Linked DNA regions of Homo sapiens: region 1 is linked to region 2. A link is a contact called in ENCODE Hi-C or POLR2A ChIA-PET data. All regions are on one chromosome and are shown on one strand. Each heading gives the region's core, a stretch centred on a gene start or an enhancer-like site at or near the end of the contact. The rest is flanking DNA. Distances are from core to core; before and after follow the strand shown. Region 1 overlaps CACNA1D (calcium voltage-gated channel subunit alpha1 D). Region 2 overlaps CACNA1D (calcium voltage-gated channel subunit alpha1 D).

Evidence for each region. A loop is a pair of places that touch in the nucleus more often than their neighbours do. ChIA-PET counts read pairs that join two places held with the same protein, here RNA polymerase II (POLR2A). Pooled maps may share reads with other maps.
Region 1: a loop to region 2 is called in a pooled map, with 2.4 times the contacts of the local background. The contact joins two enhancer-like sites. A Hi-C loop is called at or near these places in 7 of 50 pooled maps. POLR2A ChIA-PET finds 5 or more read pairs at or near these places in 3 of 52 experiments (H1, activated CD4-positive, alpha-beta T cell and activated CD4-positive, alpha-beta memory T cell).

What each region holds. Positions count from the first base shown.
Region 1 is chr3:53,748,179-53,750,963 of GRCh38, reverse strand. It overlaps CACNA1D (calcium voltage-gated channel subunit alpha1 D), which reads right to left. Exons shown (of 48, transcript NM_001128840.3): 27 at 1,495-1,696. Among named protein-coding and RNA genes, the nearest start is that of CHDH, 97 kb to the left of the region's middle. RefSeq lists an enhancer at 1,492-1,691. Within about 2 kb of position 1,368, at least 5 of the 41 ENCODE cell types and tissues checked have a DNase peak (open chromatin) inside an H3K27ac peak, as active enhancers do.
Region 2 is chr3:53,708,708-53,711,880 of GRCh38, reverse strand. All of the region lies in intron 9 of CACNA1D (calcium voltage-gated channel subunit alpha1 D), which reads right to left. Among named protein-coding and RNA genes, the nearest start is that of CHDH, 140 kb to the left of the region's middle. Within about 2 kb of position 1,565, at least 2 of the 41 ENCODE cell types and tissues checked have a DNase peak (open chromatin) inside an H3K27ac peak, as active enhancers do.

The DNA of each region.
Region 1 (2,785 bases), core at 119-2,618, 39 kb before region 2:
CACAGGTTGGGACCCAGCTGGAGCACTTTCTCACTTACTCTGGGTAGTGGGGCTGGTCCACCCTCTGCAGCAGGCCCAGAGGGAACCTCTAGCCCCAAGAGCCCTCAGCTCAGCATTGAGAGCCTAGACCTACCCCCGCTCTCCTGCTTTGACTCTGGGTGCAGGCTTCGGACAGGTTCCCAGTGTCTGGGACCCGGCGCTGCTCTGACCTCACATGCTCACTCCAGGGACCCCCAATTCAAGCCTGTGCTGGACCTCAGAGGCTGACACACTTTCAGCGCTGGCTCTGCGTGGCTGGCCTGGCCTTGCTCTGACACTCCTCTTCCTTGGGTGAGCAAATTGCTGGGCCAGACCTCTCCCTGACAATCACTGGTGGAGTCTACAGGGACACCCTGACAACTCAAAGGAAAATCTTCCTGCAAACACAAACCGGCATGTTCTCACATTTCCCAGTGGGTACAGCCAGCTATGGTTGGCTTGCCGTGCCTGGGCCACTTCCTCTGAGGAAGCCTAGGCTACCAGATCATTCTTGCTTGCGACGTCGTCATCAAAACAGAGATGCTACTGATAGAGGACCCGGGGAAACTCCCAGAAAAGAATCTCGATCTTGTAGACTCTTTCAGGGCTGCAAGGAATCTCTAAAGAGCAGCTCCTTAATGCCCTCGATTTAGAGATGAGGGATCAAGCCCCAGCAGGGATCAGAGGGCACCTAGGGTCACAGTGCAGGTGTAGGAAGATAGCCCAGAGCACAGGGCTCCCTCTCCTCACCACGTCACCCGAGCAAAAGGCTCCTACTTCTACCAGACTGGCTAAAACACGGTGTCAGATCAAGAATGATGCCAATACAATCTTAGTCCCAAATTCAAAGTTACTGACTTCCCTGGGGTGATGCAGGGTATTCCCCCCTCGGTCAGCAGTTCTCAACAAGGGGCAGCTTTGCCCCCCAAAGGACACTTGGCAATGTCTGGAGACATTTTGGTTACTGCTACCAGGGGAAGACGAACCATTGGCATCTAACAGCTGGAAGCCACGGATGCTGCTAAACAGCCTAAAAAGCCCAGGAAACACAACCAAGAATCATCCCAGACTGAAATGCTAATAGCACCAAGGGTAAGAAACTGCCCTAAGTGGCTTTAAAGACCATCTCCCAGTAGGGACTGTGAATGTCTGTGTGAGTGGCCACAGCACCCCAACTAAGATTCTGATACATCACTAGTGGGTCATGACCATGGCAGGTGGCGTAAGCACTCTCTGATTTCATACCACCAGGTCTGGCGATGGATTTCATAATTACAAAGTCTCATATGTATCGGGAAACCTAACGCTCAGCAGTGATGACTCAAATGGGCTGAGGGTGTGCTTAGAACAGGGCCCTAGCCCCAGGGACAGACAGTATGTGGGTGCCCTTCTCTGGGTATGGGGGAAATCAGTCAATAAAGAAGGCACTCCGCTCCTGACCAAGGGACAGAAGCCAAAACAGTGTGTGACTTTAACCTGATTTTTGTCCAGCTCACAGTTCTTATACTCTTTTTCTCCTTGTTCCTGAAATGTAACGATGACAAAGCCCACAAAGATGTTCATCATGAAGAAAGCTACAATGATGATGTAGATGATGAAGAAGATGGAGATCTCCACGCGGTGGTTGTAGATTGGGCCGATGTTCTCTCCATTCGAGTCGATGGCTTTATACAGCAACCTAGAGAGAGAAAAACCAAGTGAGGACCTGCCAAGCCCCCCAGCCCACACGGCCCAGCCCGCTGCCTTCCCAGGTCCTCCCTCTCCAGAACTCCTCTCATGAGCACTCGCTGGGAACCCACCCCAAGGCTGCTGGACACAACCAGGTCTCTCCCATCAGCCTCAGGCCCAAACAGCCAGCACTAAGAGGAGGGGGCACCCAGGATATCATCATCGAGGGACTGTTCTGAGGAACTGAAAATCAAAAGATTTCACAAATATCCTAAAACACTCCTTTCTATTCAGAGAGGAAGAATATCACGTGTAAGACACTGGAGGAAGTGAAAACTATGCACACTGGCAAGACAGTAAGTGACCAACCAGAGTAGTTCCAAAGAACTAAGGGTGCTTCCCCAAACAGAGATATGCACTAAAATTAAAGCTATGCCTAGCGGAACTCTTAACAGGAAGAGGGGGATTACTGTAACACCCTTGGGGTCCATTGATCCCCATTCTGATGCAGATTCAACACTTCTGGGGCACCCAGCCCATGCATAGGCTTCCCGAGACACTTTCACAGCCTCTCCCTTAATCCTCACATCCATCTGGGAAGGCAGACATTACTATCATCCCCATCATAGGAATATTCAGGGAGGTATCAAAGTGCCACAGTCACACTCCTTGGGGGCAGAGCCAGGAGTTGAGCCAGTTCCTCCAAGCCCCGAGTCCCAGGTTTGCTCCTTTCTCCTCAGCTGCCACCATGATTTGCTCAAGTACAGTGTTCAAAGCCTGACACTATAGCCTGTGCCTGCACACAGTGAAGGGCCTTACTCCATGCCTCTGTTCTCCCAGGATTAAATCCCTAATGAACAAGCCCCACCTGACTGTCTCTTTATCCTACAGGAGCTCCTGAAAATATCTGACTCTTACACACACCCCAAGAACTCTGCTGGCCTGCGAGCCCCAGCCTGCCCACCTCCTGCAGCTCATCTATGCATGGGGACCGGGTATCCAGGACTCTAGGTGTGTTTGCACACTGATGGCAGGAGCTGGGGGTGGGAGCTCCAGAAGCAAAGAGCAACACGAAAGCACAGAGGATTCTCCCTTTCAA
Region 2 (3,173 bases), core at 316-2,815:
CCCACCTCAGGCAAGTTCCACCTCCTCTTCTCCCTCCTTTGGGGTCCACAACGTGCTGAATGACAAGGGCTTATATCTGATAATCTCTTAATTCCTTTTCACTTTTAGGCCTTCTGATGAGACCTAGACTCTAATATAACCCTCTTCAGATATCCACGGGTTGTTCCCATCTGCGTCCCATAACCTCTCAGCTCAGCATTCCCATGGGGCCAGAGGCCACTTCAAAGAAAAGAGTACAGTGTGTCCCCTCTGTTCCCTTAGTTGTTGGCTTCACGTCCCTGCTGTCTGAATCTCCTTAAACAGACTTTCCCCAGAGTCAGGTGACCAGGGCCGATCCTGGTGGCAGAACTGGGTCGACTGTGCTGGTGTGCATAGGCAAAGCTTTGTGCTGCTGTCGAACCACTGCCATGACTTGGGCAGAGCAAGGCAGGGAGCCAGCTGCTCACCTAACTGTCTGCCTGGGGATGGGCCTGACAGCTACTCCAGGGATTCTGAGGAAGGGTATGTTTAGCATCATTTTAGGACATATCTGGAAATATAACTTTCCCACACGAGCCCATTCTCACTTTCAAAGGCAAGTGCCCCCAAATCTTTGCATCCCTGAAGTCTATTTTTATTTATTTTGATTTTTTAAGAGACAGAGATCGCACTCTGTTACCCAGGCTGGAGTGTAATGGCGCAATATCGCTGACTGCAGCCTCGAACTCCTGGGCTTATGCAATCCTCTTGCCTCAGCCTCCCAAGTAGCTGGGGACTATAGGCATGCACCACCACACCTGATTTTTTTGTTTGCTTCTTTGTTTACAATTTTTGGTAGACACAGGGTCTCACTTTGTTGCCCAGGCTAGTCTCAAACTCCTGGCTTCAAGTGATCCTCCTGCCTCGGCTTCCTAAAGTGCTGGAATTACAGGTGTGAGCCACTGCATCCAGCTAATTTCATTCTTAAAGCTGCCACTACTAGCTTTGGCATAGTCCTGGGCAAAGTAGCCAGAGACTAAAAGACAGAGAAGCAATTTGAAACATGTAGCCTGGAGAAAAAAAAATCAATCAAATAACATTATTGGAATTTCTAAACGGTTTAAATTTAAAAAAATCATTTGGGGAAAAGTATTTTAAAAGTCTGCCTTCCAGTCTAAGAATATTCATGCCGAATCAAGTACATTTTTTGAGTTGGTTCAGCTGCTTCTTTATAAGGTACAGTTCAAACAAAAAGAAAACTGCAATGCTATCTTGGTAAGGGCACATTATTTTGGAAAAAGACAAGAAGAAAGAAATCAAGCAATTAAAATATAGGCATCTTCTGAACACACCACACGGCACATGCACTTCACACAATGCCTATGTGCAAGGAAAAGGTATCAGAGATGTTGCGGAAAAAGAAAGCTCAGTCTCAGCAATTTACCATGATCTTTAGCCCTGCGTTGCCGAAAGCAGCAAAACTTCTTTTTCTTCTTATCCTCTTTAAGCAAGTCGGCCACTGTGACCCCTTCAGGTTGAACACAGGCAATTTCATTATGAAGCAGCAGAGGGCAGCAACAGCAGCCAAACCAGGGCCCCACGCGGCCAGCCCTGCCAGCCAGGTTGCCTCACGCAATGGACGCCCGCCTGCCCCAGACCCCTCCTGCTAGGAATCCAGCTCAGCATCAGAACAGCGGAGAGGAAGTGCCCTTTCCACAGCTATTACACAAACACCTGTCTTTAAGAACCTGTTCTAAATCAACAACCAGCTAACCCATGCTAGATAAAGGTTTCCAGGGTTTGGCTTCCCATCTAAGTAGGGTATTAAGGAAAAGGCACTTTAGGGGGAGTCAGGAGCCCTGTACAGACTGGATATGTGATTCCAAACAGCACTACCATATGGGACAGGACAGGTGGGAGTTCAAAAGGTGGGCTCTGGACTCTGACAGGCCAGGTCTAACCCCAGCCCTGTCACTTCCATGTCAGAAGACTGTGGACAGGTTACCTGATACTGTGAAGCCTTAGTTTCCTCCACACCTGTAAGATGTCAATAATAATTGGACCTGTACTGCGTAAGGTTGTTGTAAGAGGTGAACAGTGGAGACAGTAATAAAAGCAATGTGCCCAGCTTTGGCAAGGCACAATCAACCACCACTACTGTCATCACTACGACTCTCCCATGACCACCAGGTCACGAGAGAAATGACTCTAGGATCTTTAACCCCTTGCAGCCCCATGATTCCATGATCACTCTAAGCCAGCTAGTCTTTAGAGTACGGACCCTGTGCTCTAGGGGAGGGTTGTGCGAAGCAGTGTGAGACAGCAGCAGGAATGCTGGAGTAAGCAAGGGCATGGGCAGCACAGACACCTGCACACTATGGGTAGGCAGAATACTCACGTTCCTAAAATGTGCATCCTTTCTGACACAGCAGACCCTTTTCTTGTATCCTCTCCCACAAAACCATGAACACGAGCACGCAGACACAGGGGCATGTGTTTGCAGGGGTTAATGATAGTTAGCCTGCAGACTGTGGCAGAGCTTGGGTTCAAATCCCAGCTTTGCCACGTAAGTCACATGGCCTTGGGAAGCTACTGAACTGCTTTGTGCTTTAGTTTCCCCATCTGTCAAGTTCCTGTCTCACAGAGTTGTGTGAAGAAGAATGAATGTATTCACCCACAGCCTTTGGAACAGTGTCTCACACACAGAAAGCACCTGACAAATGCTAGTTATTATTACTCTATGTTCTTTCATTCAAGAAGGAAGTAATGGCATGCTCATGTATGGGACAAGCACTGTGCTGGGTGCAGCCACACAACAGAGGGCAGAAACAGACCCTATTCCTGCTGCACCCATGGAGCTGATGGTCTCATGGTGGAGAGACCTCTATAAAGTAGAGGTCCACGTGCTGTAGAGTGCATAGTCCATTGTAGCAGTTTTTATAATGGCAATTTATTGAAAAGAGCCAACATTTTGCTTTAAAAACATGGGAAATATCTGTGGTACATGGTTCAGTGAAAAATACCTGTGTTGGGCATCTTAGGGTGGAAGCTATATGCATGCGGTCTGTGTCATGTATTATGTGCAGTGAGGTGGGGAAGTAGAGGCCCCAAACTTCTAAGTCTGCCTCTCTTTAAGGAGAAGGAAGAGAGAATTTTTTTCTTACTTTATATACTTTGAAATTACATGAATTTTTTATGTAGGCAAATATTACTTC